Linked DNA regions of Homo sapiens: region 1 is linked to region 2. Evidence: chromatin loops called from intact Hi-C (ENCODE). Cell type or tissue: PC-9. All regions are shown on one strand. Each heading gives the region's core, and the rest is flanking DNA. Links, peaks and the distances in the headings are about the cores only. Region 1 overlaps CHURC1-FNTB (CHURC1-FNTB readthrough). Region 2 overlaps SPTB (spectrin beta, erythrocytic).

Region 1 (11,269 bases), core at 3,948-7,947, 220 kb after region 2:
AACTACATGAGGTAGATCAATCTCTTGTTTTTTGCAGATAATGAAATGGGCATAGTAAAATTAAGTCATTTGCTCAAAGGCACATAGCGAGTAAGATGAGGAGCTGGGATTCAAACTTAAGCTGCATCCCTGGCAGTGTCTTCAGTAGCTCACCAGCCTACCTTCCAGGTGGTGGGTTAGCCACAGCTTGGGATATCAGCATAGTTTTGAAGAGAGCAGCTTGGGCCAACGGAAAGAACACTGGATTGACTCTAAAAACCTAGGTTCTTGTCTCACCTCTGACATTTGCTATTTTTATAATCTGAAAAAGGTTAATCTTTGGACCTCATTTATATATTTTAATTTATAAAACTGGGGCAGTACTCCTACCTACCCTGCCTAGCCTTGAATGCTCAATAATCATTTATGGTTTAATTAGGATCAAGAGCCGTCTGCATTTTGCCTTTGGAAGCCTTTCCTAGCTCCCCAGGCAGAATTAGTCAGTCTCTTCCACGTGCTCCCTCAAAACTCTGTTTTCGTCCATTACAGCATTTCTCCAGGTATATGTACACGTGTTGGTTCCAGAAAGACATGAGGTAACTTATATGTCTGTCCAGTGCTCTCTTCCCCTACAGGTAACCACACACATTCTATATCCCAAGCATCTCAAGAACAGAAACCAGTTCAGGCATGGTGGCTAATGCCTGTAATCTCAGCACTTTGGGAGGCTCAGGCAGGTGAATTGCTTCAGCCCAGGAGTTCAAGACCAGCCTGGGCAACATAGTGGGATGCTGTCTCTATAAAAACTTAAAAAATTAGCCAGGCATAGTGGTGTGTGCCCGTAGTCCCAGCTACTTAGGAGGCTGAGGTGGGAGGATTGCTTGAGCCCGGGAGGTTGAGGCTGCAGTGAGCTGAGATCATACCACTGCACTCTAGCCTGGGTGACAGAGCGAGACCCTGTCTCAAAAAAATAAACGGTAGAAACCAAATTTTATTATCATCCCCCCAGTGTCTAATACAGTGCTTGGCACAAGTAGATACTATCAAATATTTGTTGAATCAGTGATTGAGTTAAGCTAGGAAATCTCTTCAGAGAATGTATATCTCCTTGGTTCTATACCGAGAAAATAGCAGCCCCTAACCTCCTGGCCTGTAGGAAGTCCTCTGCTCAGCCTTCCTTAGATGCCTGCCAGGGAGGGATCCACTGGGTTCAGGGTCATCTTTTTTTTAATCCTGTTGTCTTTTTTTTCTTTTCTTTCTTTTTTTTTTTTGAGACGGAGTCTTGCTCTGTCGCCTAGGCTGGAGTGCAGTGGTGCCATCTCGGCTCACTGCAACCTCTGCCTCCCGGGTTCAAGTGATTCTCCTGCTTCGGCCTCCCAAGTCGCTGGGATTACAGGCGCACATCACTATGCCCAGCTAATTTTTGTAATTTTAATAGAGACAGGGTTTCGCCATGTTGGCCAGGCTGGTCTTGAACTCCTGACCTTAAATGATCCACCCACCTTGGCCTCCCAAAGTGCTGGGATTACAGGCATGAACCACCGCGCCCAGCCTTGTTATCTTTTTTTTTTTTTTTTTTTTTTTTAACAGATGGTCATTTCAGCTCCTGGCTAAGGCCACAAAGCAAAGTGTCCTTTATTCACTGATTGTTGTTTGAGCAAGGGTGCCCTCCTCCCCCTTGCCAGGCTGCTGGGAGTGAGACAGATACAGCCTTGGCAGCAGTGTCTTGGAGTGATTGTGAATAAGGGATGTTTTCTCTCCTGTCTCTCTCCCAGTGTCTGGATGCCAGCCGCCCATGGCTCTGCTATTGGATCCTGCACAGCTTGGAACTGCTAGATGAACCCATCCCCCAGATAGTGGCTACAGAGTGAGTCTGTCTTTGGGAAATCTGGGGTGTTCTCTGAAATTGTATTTTGAGTTTGGGATTTTGTTTTGTTTCTGTTTTGTTTGTTTGGAATGGAAAAAAACAGTGCCACAAAGAAATCTTTGCTCTTCTCATGACCTCCGGCAACTTCCTGAAACTCCTCCACTTTAGAAAACTAATGTAAGCTGGTGGGTAGAACAAGACTTTGAACTTCCAAGAGAAGGATTCTGGTTTCTTCTGTGGCCTTTTCTTTTGGCTCTTGACTCTGGTCTTTGAGAAAAGTCTTAATCATCAACTCTGAGAGACAAGATTTTGCCAGAAAGTACAGTATGCATTTGAACAGCTTCTGTGGGGAAGCACGTGCCAGTCCAGTGAACAAAAATGCCTTTGCCTTTCCTACGCACCTCTATAGAAGTACCTCCCCGCTCCCGGTGCTTGGAGCGACCATGTAGCTCTTGATGGGACTGGATGTGTTACTGGTGTGGCATACAAATGCCATGACTCTCAGTTTTCCTAAACCTGATCGATGATTAGAGATCTAAGCAACTGAGCTTCTTCCCAAGATCCTTGTACAGATGGCATTCGTGATCTGGCATCTCATTCCCAGACACTCATCACCATTTATATATTAAAGAAGAAAAGACTGATCATGACTCCAGTCCTAGGGATACCTGGAATAAGAAAGGGCAGCCAGGAATTGGATCCAAGAGATCCACTGAGAGGCAGCATGGGCTCTAGGCAGCATCTCGAATTTCTCAGCTTCCTCTGGTGCTCTTGAGGTCGAAGCATCTGGGATGAGAGACTTCTGAGCCAGGTTTGTTTCTCCACAGCACAAGGAGGCAGCTGTGCTGGGACACACAGAGGCCTAGCCGGGGCCCCTCTCTGGTCACAGAGCCCCTGCCTCAGTCACATTGTCAGGTCAGAGGAACAGAACTGCACATTGTCTCATTCATTCTGTCTTAACAATAACCTCTCATTCTTGCCTTCCTGGGCAGGGTGTCTTGTGATGAATGTGGATGGGGAAGATAATAAAGAATTAGGCCATTAACCCTTGTGGTACGTAGGATGCTTTCTGAGGGAGAGGCAAGTGCATTGTTTTGATCATCGGGATGCCACTGCAAGCCTGGCTGCTTCCAGCACTGGAAGGAGAGTTGGACACAGTTTCTGCAGTAACAGGAATTTAATTGTCAAAGAAAGGCCCACGTGGTTTTTTTTTTTTTTTTTTTTGAGACAGAGTTTCACTCTGTCACCCAGGCTGGGGTGCAGTGGCACAGTCTCAGCTCACTGCTGCCTCTGCTTCCCGGGTTCAAGCGATTCTCCTGCCTCAGCCTCCTGAGTAGCTGGGATTACAGGCACCCACCACCGTGCCTGGCTAATTTTTGTATTTTTAGTAGAGGTAGGCTTTCACCATATTGACCAGGCTGGTCTTGAACTCCTGACCTCAGCTGATCTACCTGCCTCGGCCTCCCAAAGTGCTGGGATAACAGGTGTGAGCCACCACATCCAGCCTCGTGTGTTTTTGAAATACCAGCTCGGGGGCCTGGGGATTGTTTGGGAAGTTTTCCCTTCACTCCTACACAATCAGGATATTTGGAAAGTTTTCCCTTCACTCTTGCACAATGGGAAAGTTGGGTGTGAGAGAAGAAAGAAAAAATGGGGATTTCTGTGAGCCTGGATCTGAACGCTGGATGGAGGAGGCCGCAGACCCATGAAAAACTGGAAGAGAGAATCACAGGGGGTGCCTGAGGTGGAAGAACTCGAGCCAAAATCGACTGAGTTTTTTTCTAGGCTGTGTACTTGGTGTTTTATAGTGAAGGCTTTTCTGAGGAAGTGTCAGCGCCGCTTCTGGGGCAATGTCACATAGGAAGAGAGGAGCCTTTAAAGGGCCTTTCATTGGAAGCAATCTAAATTAAATATCAACAGTAGAGAATGTTTAAAAAAAATTTTTTTTAAATGTAAAGCTGGGTGTGGTGGCTCACGCCTGTAATCCCAAGCACTTTGGGAGGTTGAGGTGGGTGGATCACTTGAGGTCAGGAGTTTGAGACCAGCCTGGCCAACATGGTGAAACCCCATCTCTACTAAAATACAAAAATTAGCTGGGCATGGTGGTGCATGCCTGTCATCCCAGCTACTCGGGAGGCTGAGGCAGGAGAATCGCTTGAACCTAGGAGGCGGAGGTTGCAGTGAGTCGAGATTGCGCCTTTGCACTCCAGTCCGGGCAACAGAGTGACACTCCATCTCAAAAAAATAAATAAATAAAATACATAAATTTAAAAAATAAAACATAAGTCATTTATGGTGCAGTACATTCTGTGAAATACTATATAACCATTAAAAAATGTATAAATGTGGCCACGCATGATCACACCTGTAACCCCAGCACTTTGGGAGGCCACGGTCAGAGGACCACTGGGGCCCAGGAATTCAAGACCAGTCTGGGCGACATAGTGAGACTCCATTTCAAAAATAAAAATAAAAATAGCTGGGCGTGGTGGTGCACACTTCTAGTTCTAGCTGCTCAGGAGGCCGAGACAGGAGTTCAGGGGTTTGAGGCTGCAGTGAGCCATGATGGCACCACTGCATTCCAGCCTGGGCAACAGAGCAAGACCCTGTCTCAATAAATATATGAATGTGTATATTTGTATGTTAAAATATATGTATTTATATAGAGAGATGTGAAATGAAAATAGTTTAAAAGATTTAATTTACATACATTAAAAATATAGATGATGATATGCATAGATAGAACCAGAAAGATACATGTAGTAGTTATTTCTGGACGATGGGGTTAAAAGTGATTTTATAAACTTTCTGGGCTGGGCACGGTGTCTCACACCTGTAATCCCAGGGCTTGGGGAGGCCAAGGTCGGCAGATCACCTGAGATCAAGAGTTCGAGACCAGCCTGGCCAACATGGGGAAATCTTGTCTCTACTAAAAATATAAAAATTAGCCTGGCTTGGTGGTGTATGCCTGTAATCCCAGCTACTCGGGAGACTAAGGCAGGAGAATTGCTTGAATCTGGGAGGTGGACGTTGCGACGAGCCAAGATCATGCCACTCTACTCCAGCCTGGAGGACAGAGTGAGACTCTGTCTTAAAAAAAAAAAAAAAAAAAGGCCAGGCGCGGTGGCTCACACCTGTAATCCCAGCACTTTGGGAGAACGAAGTGGGTGGATCACCTGAGGTCGGGAGTTTGAGACCAGCCTGGCCAACATGGAGAAACCCCGTCTCTACTAAAAATACAAAATTAGCCAAGCGTGGTGGCGCATGCCTGTAATCCTACTCAGGAGGCTGTTTGTTTGTTTTTTGAGACAAGAGTCTCCTTCTGTTACTGCACTCCCGGCTCCTACTCAGGAGGCTGAGGCAGGAGACTCGCTTGAACCCGGGAGGCGGAGGTTGCGGTGAGCCAAGATTGCACCACTGCACTCCAGCCTGGGCAACAAGAGTGAAACTCCATCTCAAAAAAAGAAAAAGAAAAAGAAGAACTTTCTGGCTGGATGTAGTGGCTCATGGCTGTAATCCCAGGACTTTGAGAGGCTGAGACAGGCGGATTACTTGAGGTCAGGAGTTCGAGACCAGTCTGGCCAACATGGTGAAACCCTGTCTCTACTAAAAATACAAAAAATAGCCAGATGTGGTGGCTGGCACCTGTAATCCCAGCTACTCGGGAGACTGAAGCAGGAGAATTGCTTGAATCCGGGAGGCAGAGGTTGCAGTGAGCCGAGATCACACCACTGCACTCCAGCCTGGGTAACAGAAGGAGACTGTTGTCTCAAAAAACAAACAAACAAAACATTTTTTTTAAGCTTACTTGCATTTTCTGAAGTTTCTACAATGATCTTTTATTATTTTGTAATTAAAAAAGGAATGGTTTAAAAATAAGCTGATTTGTCCTTATTTCAAAAACCACTTGACAGTTAATGAGAGTTTCTGCTTCACAGATGCCTTAAAAGCTTTACCTGTGGTTCTTCTACGCATTGATTTAGTGAACTTTTAAACATTTCTTAGACTTCCCAATAATGTATTTTGCTTTGTGCCTAGGAGGTGGTTACTTCTAGGTGCAGAAAACACTTGTTATGAACAAAGCCTACTGGCTCTGACCCATAAGGAAATAGATTATTTTTAGTAAGATACAGATAAATCTTAAGGACTTCTATATAAATAGAAGATTTTTTTTAGACTAGCTGAAATAGAATATTGCCTTTTTATTTATCTTGCACAGGGAAATGAAATGCTTTGAAATGCGTTCAGTTTTCTTTCTTCATACAAATATATTAAGGTGACCTAGAGTCAAAAAGTCTAGCTCTGCAGTTTTATTATTTTCCTGCCTTCTTTTCCCCTGCATGTAACACACACGCCCCCTACACTTACACAAAGGTTTCTCTTTCCTATTTTGTTCACTGCTGTGCTTCTATTTGTTTAGGGAACAATATGATAAGCTGGGTTCCCTCTAGTGGACAAAATACTTTTGTCAGCTGCTATGACCGCTGACCAAAGCCAGCAAGGCGAGGTTGTTACTGCTGGTATCAGAGGTTTCAAGAATAATGTATTCATAGCCTGGAATGTTTTCTTTATTTTTGGTAGAGACAGTGCCTTGCTGTGTTGCCTGGGCTGGTCTCAATCTCCTGGGCTCAATTGATCCTCCTGCCTTAGCCTCCCAAAACACTGGGATTATAGGCGTGAGCCACCATGCCCAGTCCATAGGTAGGACTTCAGCTTGCCTCTTTTTTTTTTGAGAGTCTCGCTCTGTTGCCCAGACTGGAGTGCAGTGGCACGATCTTGGCTCACTGCAACCTCCACCTCCTGGGTTCAAGCAATTCTCCTGCCTCGGCCTCCCGAGTAGCTGGGACTACAGGCATACAGGCGGGAGCCACCACACCCGGCTAATTTTTGTATTTTTAGTAGAGATTGGGTTTTACCATGTTGGCCAAGTTGGTCTCGAACTCCTGACCTCAGGTGATCCACCTGCCTCAGCCTCCCAAAGTGCTGGGATTACAGGCATGAGCCACCGCGCCCGGCCTTTTTTTTTTTTTTTTGAGACGGAGTTTTGCTCTTGTTGCCAGGCTGTAGTGCAGTGGCATGATCTCAGCTCACTGCAACCTCCACCTCCCGGGTTCAAGTGATTCTCCTGCCTCAGCTTCCCAAGTAGCTAGGATTACAGGGGTGTGCCACCACGCCCAGCTAATTTTTGTATTTTGTAAAGACAGGCTTTCAACATGTTGGCCAGGCTGGTCTTGAACTCCTGACCTCAGGTGATACACCTGTCTTGGCTTCCCAAAGTGTTGGGATTACAGATGTGAGCCACCGCACCCGGCCTAGCTTCCCTCTTTTAAGAGGTTATATGCACACATTTATATGTGTTTATCTAAAATGAATTAATATTTTGGAACTAGACTAAGTACATTTGCTTTGCTTAATGGTTTTGGCACTGAAGGAAGCATCCTCTAATGAGAATCCCATTCTTTGTTACTGAAAGCAGCTTCAGTGAAACAGAGCAAAATAAAATTCACAGGGAGACCATCGCACTGTTAAAGTTATGTTTTTAGCTTCTGTAAGATTTAAAAATTGCCTTTAACTTAAAAACCATTTTAGGACATTTCAGCTTGTAAGATTTTTCCAAAGATAAATTCAAATTTTGCTATTTCAGTGTTTTATCCTTTCCCTTTCAAAAGGTTGTTAGTAGCTTATCCCCGGAATAGCCCCTTAAATATTTTTCCTTTTAATTTTTAAGTCTAGTTTGTATGTTTCCTTACCTTTCAGTGAGGACACCATATCTAGGCCTTTGTCTCCTGGGCATTTTTCCTGGCCAGGTGCTGTTGGCACCTGGTGGGTGCAGGTCAGAGGTGCTGCTAAATATCCTCTACAGGACGGTCCCTGCACCAAAGAATTACTGAGCCCCAGTGTCAACAGTTGAGAAACTCTGCTCTAAAGTAGCCAACTTTTTTTTCCTTTGAGGCAGTCTTGCTGTGTCCCCCAGGCTGGAGGGCACTGGTGCAATCTCAGCTCACTGCAACTTCCACCTTCCGGGTTCAAGCGATTCTCGTGCTTCAGCCTCCCAAGCAGCTGGGACTACGGGCGCATGCCACTATGCCTGGCTAATTTTTGTATTTTTAGTAGAGATGGGGTTTCACCATGTTGGCCAGGCTGGTCTCAAACTCCTGGCCTTAAGTGATCCGCCCACGTCGGCCTCCCAAAGTGCTAGGATTATAGGCGTGAGCCACTGCGCCCGGCCTATAGTAGCCAACTTTCGACCTGACCATTCTTCCAGAACAGCAGCCATCCAGAGACTTGCCGGTGCTTGATGAAGAGTCAAATAACACGTCTGACTCTGTGAGCAGCAGAGGCCACCCGGAATCAACAAGAGATGCTGCCCGTCTTCACCTGTCCATTGTCATATTCTACCTAGGGAAGGAGATTTCCTCTTCACTATATCAAGCTGAAGCTGTTTTAGTTAGTACGAGAACAAGCTTGATGTGATGCCAGCTCATGCATCTTGCATTTACATCCCCTCCTAAGCCGTTCTGCCCATGGATGACTGTTCCTATTTCCAAAGCTGTAATCTTTTTTTCTGTTTTTTTTTTTTTAAACCTGCCCAATTGTGCAGAACATAGCTATAATTTTTATAACTTATCCTAGGCCTTAAGTCTGTCTATGATAGCCTAGTCTAGTGCTGAAGTTTTTTATGTAACCTAAATACTTCTTGCTACAAATTAGTCTCAGTTTTTACCTACTAGAATGTTTATGTAATTATCCTTTGTATATTTGAGGTATTTTGCTGGGTAGCTTTCTCACTGTGATTGTCTGTAATATTAAGCTTTTTATATTATTTTAAAAATAGAGATAAGGTCTCGCTGTATTGCCTAAGCTGGTCTCAAACTCTTGGCCTTAAGTGATCCTCCTGCCTTGGCCTCCCAAAGTCTAGGGATTACAGGCACGAGCCACCACACCCAGCCAAATACTTAAAAAAAAAAAAAGTAGTCATTTTTACAACTCTCATGTGAATTCCCTTTGAGGTGGAAAATGGAGGCTAGAGCCAGATACAGTTCTGACTAATACTGCATTTATGATGCTTTTAACAAGCATTTTTATTGTTGTTCTTCACAACTCGTGGACCCTTATTACTGGTCTTTTCCTGCTATGTTCCTAGTCATTTCCCATATTCATGTGCCTTACCCATCCCCCACCCCTGCCATCTCTAAGCGTAATTCTTGCTATTTGTACCTGTTGCATTTGTTTTATTCTTATTGGTTTCTGATTTGTTTTGCTGCTCATTTTGTATTATATGCTTATTTACTGTACATGCCTTTGAATCCTTCATCCAAACTGATGACGGTGTTTAGAATCAACATTGATTAATTGATTGAGACAGGGTCTCACTCTATTGTCTGGGCTGGAATGCAGTGGCACAATCACAGCTCACTGCAACCTGGACTTCCCCAAGCTCAAGTGATCCTCCCACCTCAGCCTCCTGAGTAGCTGGGGCTAGAGGTGGGTGCCAACGTGCCTGGTTAATTTTTATAATTCTTGTAGAGATGGGGTTTTGCCATGTTGCCCAGGCTGGCCTTGAACTCCTGAGCTCAAGTGATCCCCCTCACCTCAGCCAAAGTGCTGGGATTACAGGCATGAGCCACCACGCCTGGCCAGAATCAATCACTTTAGATCAGTCCTCAGCCATCACCTAAGAGTCCCAAGTAAACTCCTTATAAGGCTGAGAGGCAATCGCTGATATCCCTGCTTTGAACTTGACCCTCTTACAAGATTTACATACTCTTTAATGATGGAATGATAAAAGTGGTGGTGTCCAGCAGAACTTTCTGTGATAATGAAAATGTTCTATATTCTGTAAATGTCTATAGGTGTCTATAAACATCTATACGTGTTCTATATTGGCCACTAGCCACAGTTAGTTGTGGAGTACTTGAAATGTGTCTTGTGTGACTGAAGAGCTGAATTTTCTATTTTAATTAATTGAGAATTTAAATTGCCTCATGTGGCTAGTGGCTGCCTATTGGACAGCACAGATGTATCTCATTGCTACTCAAAATGTGGTCCCCAGACCAGGAGCATTGCTATCACCTGGGAACTTATTAGAAATGAGGACTCTCAGCCGGGCATGGTGGCTCACGCCTGTAATCCTAGCACTTTGGGAGGCCAAGGCGGGCGGATTGTCTGAGCTCGGGAGTTCGAGACCAGCCTGGGCAACACAGTGAAACCCTGACTCTACTAAAAAATACAAAAATTAGCTGGGCGTGGCGGCATGCACCTGTAGTCCCAGCTACTCGGGAGGCTGAGGGAGGAGAATCACTTGAACCCAGGAGGCAGAGCTTGCAGTGAGCTGAGATCGCTCAACTGCACTCCAGCCTGGGCGACAGAGGGACACTCCATCTCCTAAAAAAAAAAAAAAAGAGGACTCTCAGACCCATCTAGTTCTACTGAATTAGAGCTGCAGTTTAGCAAGATCCACAGGTAATTTCTATGCAACTCAAGTTTGAGAAGCACTGATACCTGGCTGAACATTGGAATCACGTGGGGAGTTTAAAAAAAATACTGCCACCTGGGTCCCACCCATAGTGATTCCGGTTTAATTGGAATTAGGTGTGGCTTGGGTGTTGGGATTTTTTTAAAACACCCCCCAAGTAATTTTAGTTGTGCAGCAAGGACTAGTGATGGCTCAAGCTTTGCATGTATCTGAATCACCTGAGAATTTGGTAAAAATACAAAGGCCCAGGATCTTTTCCACCTCAGCAGGACTGGGTCTCTGTATTCTTTTATTAGCTTTCTACAGATTCTGATGCACACATTTTGGGTTTGAAGATCCATGATATAGAAGATAGTTTCCCACTTTGCTGGTAATTGGCACGTAAGCTAGAATGAAATGCCTTGCTGACGTTAAAGAAAATTGATGTATTGCAGCTTTCAGTCATATTCTAAAGGAATGATTTTGTGAATACTTGTTTTTCACAAAATGTGCCACTTGGTGTTTGTACAATGTTTTTTGCTTGTAATTTTTTATTTATTGGTGAACTTCTTGTCTCTATGATAAGTTTTTCTCCCCCTACATTTGTGGGAAAAAAAAATATTTTTTTGTAGAGCTGGGGTCTCACTGTGTTGCCCAGGCTGGTCTTGAACTACTGGCTTCAAGCAATCCTCCTGCCTTGGCCTCCCAAAGTACTGGAATTACAGGCACAAGCCACTATGCCTGGCTCCTTTTTTTTGTTTGTTTGTTTTTTTTAAATATGTAGAAGTATCATTAACATTTTGGTCTTCAGAATTGCTAAGAAGTCTGTGAATGACAGCTGGTAGTTCATAGTCAACTTGCCAATTCCTTAAGGTGCAAGTTGGAAAGCCTTGGGATCAGAATGTTCTGTAATACGGAAGTGTCTGAGATCAAGAGAAGCCCAACCTCCAGTTCTCTAGCACAGCCCC
Region 2 (6,111 bases), core at 1,721-5,720:
TTGGCTTTCATGTCTGGGCCCATCAAAGATTCAGAGGGCACTGCTCATGAGTCTCACTTCCCTCTTCCCCTAAACCTGCCTCAGACTCTTGGCCCAAAATAATGTTTTTCACCTCTCTGGATGCTCAGTAAGTTCTTATTGACTAATGGCTACCTCCGTTCAATATGAACTGCCAGGTGGTGGTAAGCCTCCAAGCCTCTGAAATGTCATAGGCATTTCCCTTTGGTTATAAGTAGTTAATATTCCATCTTCAAAGACAAACTCAAGGTTCTACAGAGGATAGGCTACAAAACTGGCTCCAAAAAAATGGACTCGGAGGCTGGGTGTGATGGCTCACACGTGTAATCTCAGCACTTTGGGAGGCCAAGGTGGGAGGATTGTTTGAGCCCAGTACAAAACCAGCCTAGGCAACATTGCCAGACTCTGTCTCTATAAAAAATGTAACATTTAGCCAGGTGTGGTGGTGCATGCCTGTAGTCCCAGCTACTGAGACTGAGGTGGGAGGATCACTTGAGCCCAGGAGGACGAGGCTGCAGTGAGCTGTGATTGTGCCAATGCACTACCACCTGGGTGACAGAGTGAGACCCTGTCTCCAAAAAAAAAAAAAAAAAAAAAAAAAAAAAAAAAAAGGACTCAGGGATGCAGGGCATCTGAACAGGGGGATTGAAGGAGGGTGGGGGAGTAGAGTCTGACCCCTCAGAACCAGGTTCGATAACTCCCCCAAATAGTCAACATGTGGATTAATAACATCAAAGAAAGTGGCTTGGTTTAATCTGGTCCAATGACCATTCACTGTGTCCTTATCGGGAATTCAATCAATCTACTGTCAATGCATAACGGAAAATGCTGTGGTACCCTGTTGATGTCAGACACTAGTTTCCCATCGTGGGGTGTGTACACTTTCTGATTGTTGGCTCTCATCCGGGACTGGATGGTAAAAAGTAGAACTTCCAGATTCCCCTTCTCTTGAAACCTGTCAAGAAAACAGAAGTAGGAAGACTGATGTTAAGATCTCATGGCCAAATTTTTTTGCTAAAGTCAACACGGAACTGTGGCATCTTGAAGCGTAGATAGCAAAGCATATTTCCCTTAAAAACACAGAAAAACTAAAGAGAATCTGTAGGTCTGCTTACCTGTTAAAACATCTATCCTTTTCACCAACTGAGATCTATTAGGGGTTTGGGTCTTTACAATATAAACCAGAGAAAACACAATGGCCACCACAGCATTTATCATTTGCCTCTACATGGGAAGCTGAGGTATTCTGGTAATTCCTGTAAATATCAAGTTGTACGGATCAATACAAAAAAAATTTTAAAAAACCTTCTCTGTGCTGCAAGTGATGAGGGCTTCTTACTAGCTCTCTGGTCAGTTCCTTATTAAGTGAGTCAATAAAACCCCAGAAGCAGCATATTCCGTGGGAGAGCATCCTGCACTGAAAACAGCTTTCACCCAGGTCCTAATGAGCCAGATCTCCTGACAAGTCCTACAGGCCAGATGCTTCCCAGAAGGCAGGAAAGGCTGGGCTCTGAGAGGCTTGTAGGTGTAGGAGACAAGAATTGTCAGCAGGATCGGTGTCTAGCATATGGGGTACAGGCTCCAGGTATCAGGTACTTCCACATTTCTGCATGTACCTAAGTGTCCACCCATTTCTGCATCCTTGACCTGGCAGTCAAGGATCAGCTATATGCAAGGTCCCCACCCTGAGCCCAGCCTAATGGATCTCAGTGCTCACAGGCACTTAAGAGAACTGTGACCGTGAAGCACTGTCTACACAGCCAAGAGATAACACCTCTGTGTGCAGTGACTGGTAGACTCATAGAGGATGCTAACTGTATTGGATTTAGGGCTTCAGAAATGGGTTACTGTCAGACTAGAAACCAGATACTTGTTTATAGTATATCCTAGACTCAGCATTTCACCTTTCCCCATTTGAAAGTCATGAATGCAGAGTGTGGGAGATGGGGGGAAGAGCAGAGCAGAAGGTACCATCAATGAGCTAGAAGCCTATTTCAGAGGATCTGGACAAGCTAATGGCAGATAAGCTGGAATGCCCCGTGTGTATGTGTGTATGTGTGCATGTTTGTGTGTGCATGTGCACATGCATGGTTGTATATATGTATGTGCATTTGTACATGTGGTTGTATGTGCATATATATGTGCATGGGTGCATAGTTATGTGTGCACACATAAATGCATGTATAGTTAGGTGTATGTGTATGAGTGCACGGTTGTGTGTGTATGTTTGTGTGTGCATGCATGTTCATGGGTGCACAGTTGTGTGTATGCATGGTTATGTGTATGCAGGTATGCATGTGTGTGCACGGTTGTTTGCATGCACATGTGTGTAAGCATATGCACACAGGCTCTGCACACACTAGGGTGGGGCAGAGGTCCTGAGAAGCAGGCTAAGTGGTCTGTTGCTGAGCAGTGACAGATGGGAGAGAAAAAGAAGGATGAACTTGACAATCCATAAGGCCCCATGCAGAGAGCTCAGGGGCTGAGAGCACAGAGGTCATCAGAAAACAAGCCCACAGCTCAGTGGCAGACCAGAGAGGAGCTTTCCAGCCTGGGTTCTTCAAAGAGACTCAGAAGCCTATGATTTCCCTCCTGTTCCTCCTCAGGGATATCTGGGAGAAGCCACTGTCTTTGGTCGTGAGTCGAGGTTTCTCATCAATGCTGGTTTCTCTAAGCTGATGGCTTGGGAGAAGAGTGGTGAAGAGGGGCACAAGGCAGGTGACACACATACAGCTCTCTAATCTTGAGGGTGTGCCTTGTGGACACACTTCATAAGGCCCAGAACCTGGCTCTACCTTTTGGTGGTCAGTTTCCCAGCCACTGAGGACCACCCTCCCATGTGCCAGGGCCCTTACTTGGGCGGCTTCTCCACGGTGCGGTAGGTGCTGAAGGCCTGCAGCTGCTGCTGGACGCCCGTCAGCGAGTTGGCAAACTTGCGGCTGTTCAGGACAGTGATGGTCTGCTCGATCCAGGTGAGCAGGTCCGAGGCTAGCCCGCTGTACTTTTCAATCATCTTCTCAGTCTCAATGGCATGGTCAATAACCTAAGGAATCATCTTCTTACTTATTCTCATCAGAAGGGCAATGCCACCACTGAGGATATCAATGAGGACCACAATCAAGGTGCCACGAAATGGGGCTCCCACCTCCTAAGCCCTGGAGTGCTCTAGGCTGGGTTTGTTCCCTGAGCCCAAGTGTGCTGGTAGGGCAGAAGGAGTAGACTGGAATTGGGTGAGGCCCTCCTCTTGCCAATCGGCAGCGAGCTGGCCTGTTAAGGGTTGGGTGCAGTTCCCCTCCCCAGTGCTAGAGAAGATTGGTAAGCTTGCTGTGCCAGGATGCCAGCCACTAGGGGGCCAGGGTTTTGTTTATTTTTAAATGTTCATGAGGAGTCAAAGGCTGCCAGCCATTGTCTTTACTAAACATGAGGCACAGAGATGAATGAGAAATGGTACCTATACTCTAAGAGCTAAGGATCTAGCAGAGGGAAGGAATCTGGCATGAGGGTCTATACCAATGGGTGAGTTTCTGGTACACTGTGGGTGCCTAAGAGGTCTGCAATCACAATAAACAAACCACATAAAAGCCTGGAGGGTTCCTGTGGGGATGTCCATGAGACATGGGTCTCAGGTGGACCAGGTGTTCGCCAGGTACAGAGCAGCCAGCTGTGGTACCTTTCAGGACAGACCATCAACCTGCTTTGGAATTCAGCTCAGGAGCCATCAATGTTGCCAAGGTCAGCTTTAGAGGAAGTTGGGGGGTGGGTGAGCTGTACTCTTCACCCTTTCTTTGGTTGGAAAGAGGGCCACTCTGTCTGGACCTGACAAACAGGGGAAGAGTGACACTTTGGTTCCAAAACAGCTTGTACCTTGCCGACACGCTTGCCCTCCACTGCCAGCACCTTCATCTTGGAGAAGTAGTGGTAAAAGGCCACCACATAGGTGATGATGGATTTCTCATCAGGGTTTTCCGTAAAGACATCTGTTAGGGAAAAGGGTGTACTCTCAGGACCAAACTGGAAGTCGGGAAAGTCAGGCTCAGAGGGTTTATTCCCCATTCCTCCAGCATCAAGTTCAACTACAGGCAGCAAGTGACAACCAACAGAGCAAGAATGGAAGAGTGTGATGAAATCCATTTTAGAACCACACATTACAAAAGAAGAAAAGAAGAAGGATCCAAAGTCCATCTCCAAACAGACCAGGCAGGCATGGGAACCAGCATGGAGCAGAGAAGCAGGCCCAGATCAGAGCCTGGCCTGGCCACTGCCCCTCACTGTGCCCACAGCTTGCCCAGCACCTGGGCCGGCCTCCAGAAGTCCTGGCGGCTGAGCTCCTCTAGCACAGCGAGTGCATCCCCCACTGCTGCAGCAAAGGCTGGCAGGGGTGGGTGTGGCTCACCTTCGGGGTCGAGGAGCGGGATGATGCCCAGCTGGCGCTCAGCCACATTGAATGCGTGCTCCAGGTTGTGCCGGGCATTGGAGTCCTTCAGCTTATCAAAGTCGATCAGGTCGGGCCTGGGGACAAAACTGGACTGTGAAAAGGGAGTAGCCACAGCATCCCCACCAGGAGGGCAGCCCTAGCATGAAGCAGACATTGTACAGAGGCAGGGAGGTGGTCAGGCAGGAGGAGTGAAAGGAGGAGATGGGAGCAGAGGAGAGGGGGCAGGTGTGAGCCTTGGCATATGAGGGAAGTGGGCGGCAGGCATGCTGGGATTTAAGGAAAGTGAAGGTGCTATGGGCTGCTGAAGGGGAGAGGAGAAGGAACAGCAGAGGTCACATTTCTGTGACTCCATGTTAAGTGCAATGTGTCCAAATATTCCCAGGGAGGCTGTCTCAGTCAGTCCCCACGGCTGTCCCCTCCCTCTTACCGGTGCTTGTGTATCAGGGCATTAAAGGCCAAGCCATCCTTCCAGCTGGAGGTAAAGTTGGTGACATTAACATGAGGGTAGCTGCATCCAAGAGAAACAGTAAGAGCTAAGAATTAGATTTTTTGTAGTCCCAAACAAGTGTACAAATTGAGGGCCAATATACCAGGAGAGAAATGGAACTGTCCTTTCTTGAGCCAGGTCACCAAGAGGGGGCAGCAGCTAACCACACACAGAGGCTCCCCCATCAGATGTGAACACCACACAGACCCCCCAGTCTGCCTGCAGGCAACTTTGGAAAAGAATCCTGTATTCCAGGCCTCAAAGAATCAGGTCAGGACAGACTTTGCATCAATTACAGGGAGGCAGCTGTAGTTCTGGGTGATGATGTCTAATGTCCCTCTGGAGATGGCAGTGCTTGTGCGGAGCAAGGGGCTGGTGGTGGATGTGCTAACAGCTGGTTCCCAGGGCATACCCTGCCGTCTTCATCTGACACCACAACAGCAACGCATCCTTGGCTGAGCGTGTTTCACGACCTTCCTGAGTTTGGACCACAATGTCCTGAATCTGAGGGTAGCAGAACAAGAGAGATTTGAAGAGGATGTGCATCTGGATCTGTGCTTTCCTGCCGTCCCTGGGAGGCTCCCTCCCTCATCCCCCCTTCACTTAACACTAATTCATCCTTTAAGAGCCAGTATAAATGGCGCTTGGGTTGGGTCTCCCTTCATGTGCCCTGCTCCCTGCATTTACATTTCCTTCTCTCTCCTAGATGCTCCCTGAGCCCAGGGAAATCTGTCTTGGTCACTTGTCTGTCTCCAGGGCCTGGAGCCTGGTGCACCATCAGTACTCCATAGCTGTATTGTGGCTGTCTGTACAAACATTGATTCTGTTCCTATTATGTGGCAGCGCTGTGCTAGGCCTGAGGACACACAGAGGTAAAACAAATTTCTTGCCCTCAAGGAGTAGCCGCCAGCCCCGCAGCAACACCACATCCTGAGGCCCTGTGCCCCAGCAGCCTGCTTCCCTGCCTCAGTCAGCCAAAATGGCACAGGGATGAGACAGCTGTAATTGGATAACTCTAATAGAATGCAGAGAATCAGTGACAAGATGCCCTGATTCCTCCTCTGGAGGTGCAATGCCCCTTGAGGCTGTGGAACAACATGAATGCTGATGAGTACTATACTTTCATTAGCAGCTCCTCTTGCCTTTCCATTCTCCCCAACTCTGCTGCTAT

What was found. Peaks named below come from ENCODE experiments on the same cell type or tissue, not always from the same donor. Only the 100,000 strongest peaks of a DNase experiment are listed, where the experiment ranks them.
Region 1: a loop joins it to region 2, with 11 times the contacts of the local background. A loop is called at or near these places in 2 of 110 quality-filtered maps.

Annotation. Positions count from the first base shown.
Region 1 is chr14:65,013,871-65,025,139 of GRCh38, forward strand. It overlaps CHURC1-FNTB (CHURC1-FNTB readthrough), which reads left to right. Exons shown (of 14, transcript NM_001202559.1): 6 at 1,755-1,846. FNTB (farnesyltransferase, CAAX box, subunit beta) reads left to right here. Exons shown (of 12, transcript NM_002028.4): 4 at 1,755-1,846. It also overlaps a transcript of MAX not described here. Among named protein-coding and RNA genes, the nearest start is that of MIR4706, 25 kb to the right of the region's middle. RefSeq lists a silencer at 6,151-6,200. In PC-9, for the core only: CTCF peaks have their summits at 6,235 and 6,447; a DNase peak (open chromatin) is centred at 6,291; H3K27ac peaks cover 858 bases.
Region 2 is chr14:64,796,874-64,802,984 of GRCh38, forward strand. SPTB (spectrin beta, erythrocytic) reads right to left here. Exons shown (of 36, transcript NM_001355436.2): 5 at 5,353-5,444; 6 at 4,881-4,961; 7 at 4,412-4,527; 8 at 3,883-3,995; 9 at 2,874-3,061; 10 at 856-973. Among named protein-coding and RNA genes, the nearest start is that of MIR7855, 14 kb to the left of the region's middle. In PC-9, for the core only: CTCF peaks have their summits at 3,347 (motif pointing right), 3,549 and 5,188; no DNase peak of the experiment used is centred there.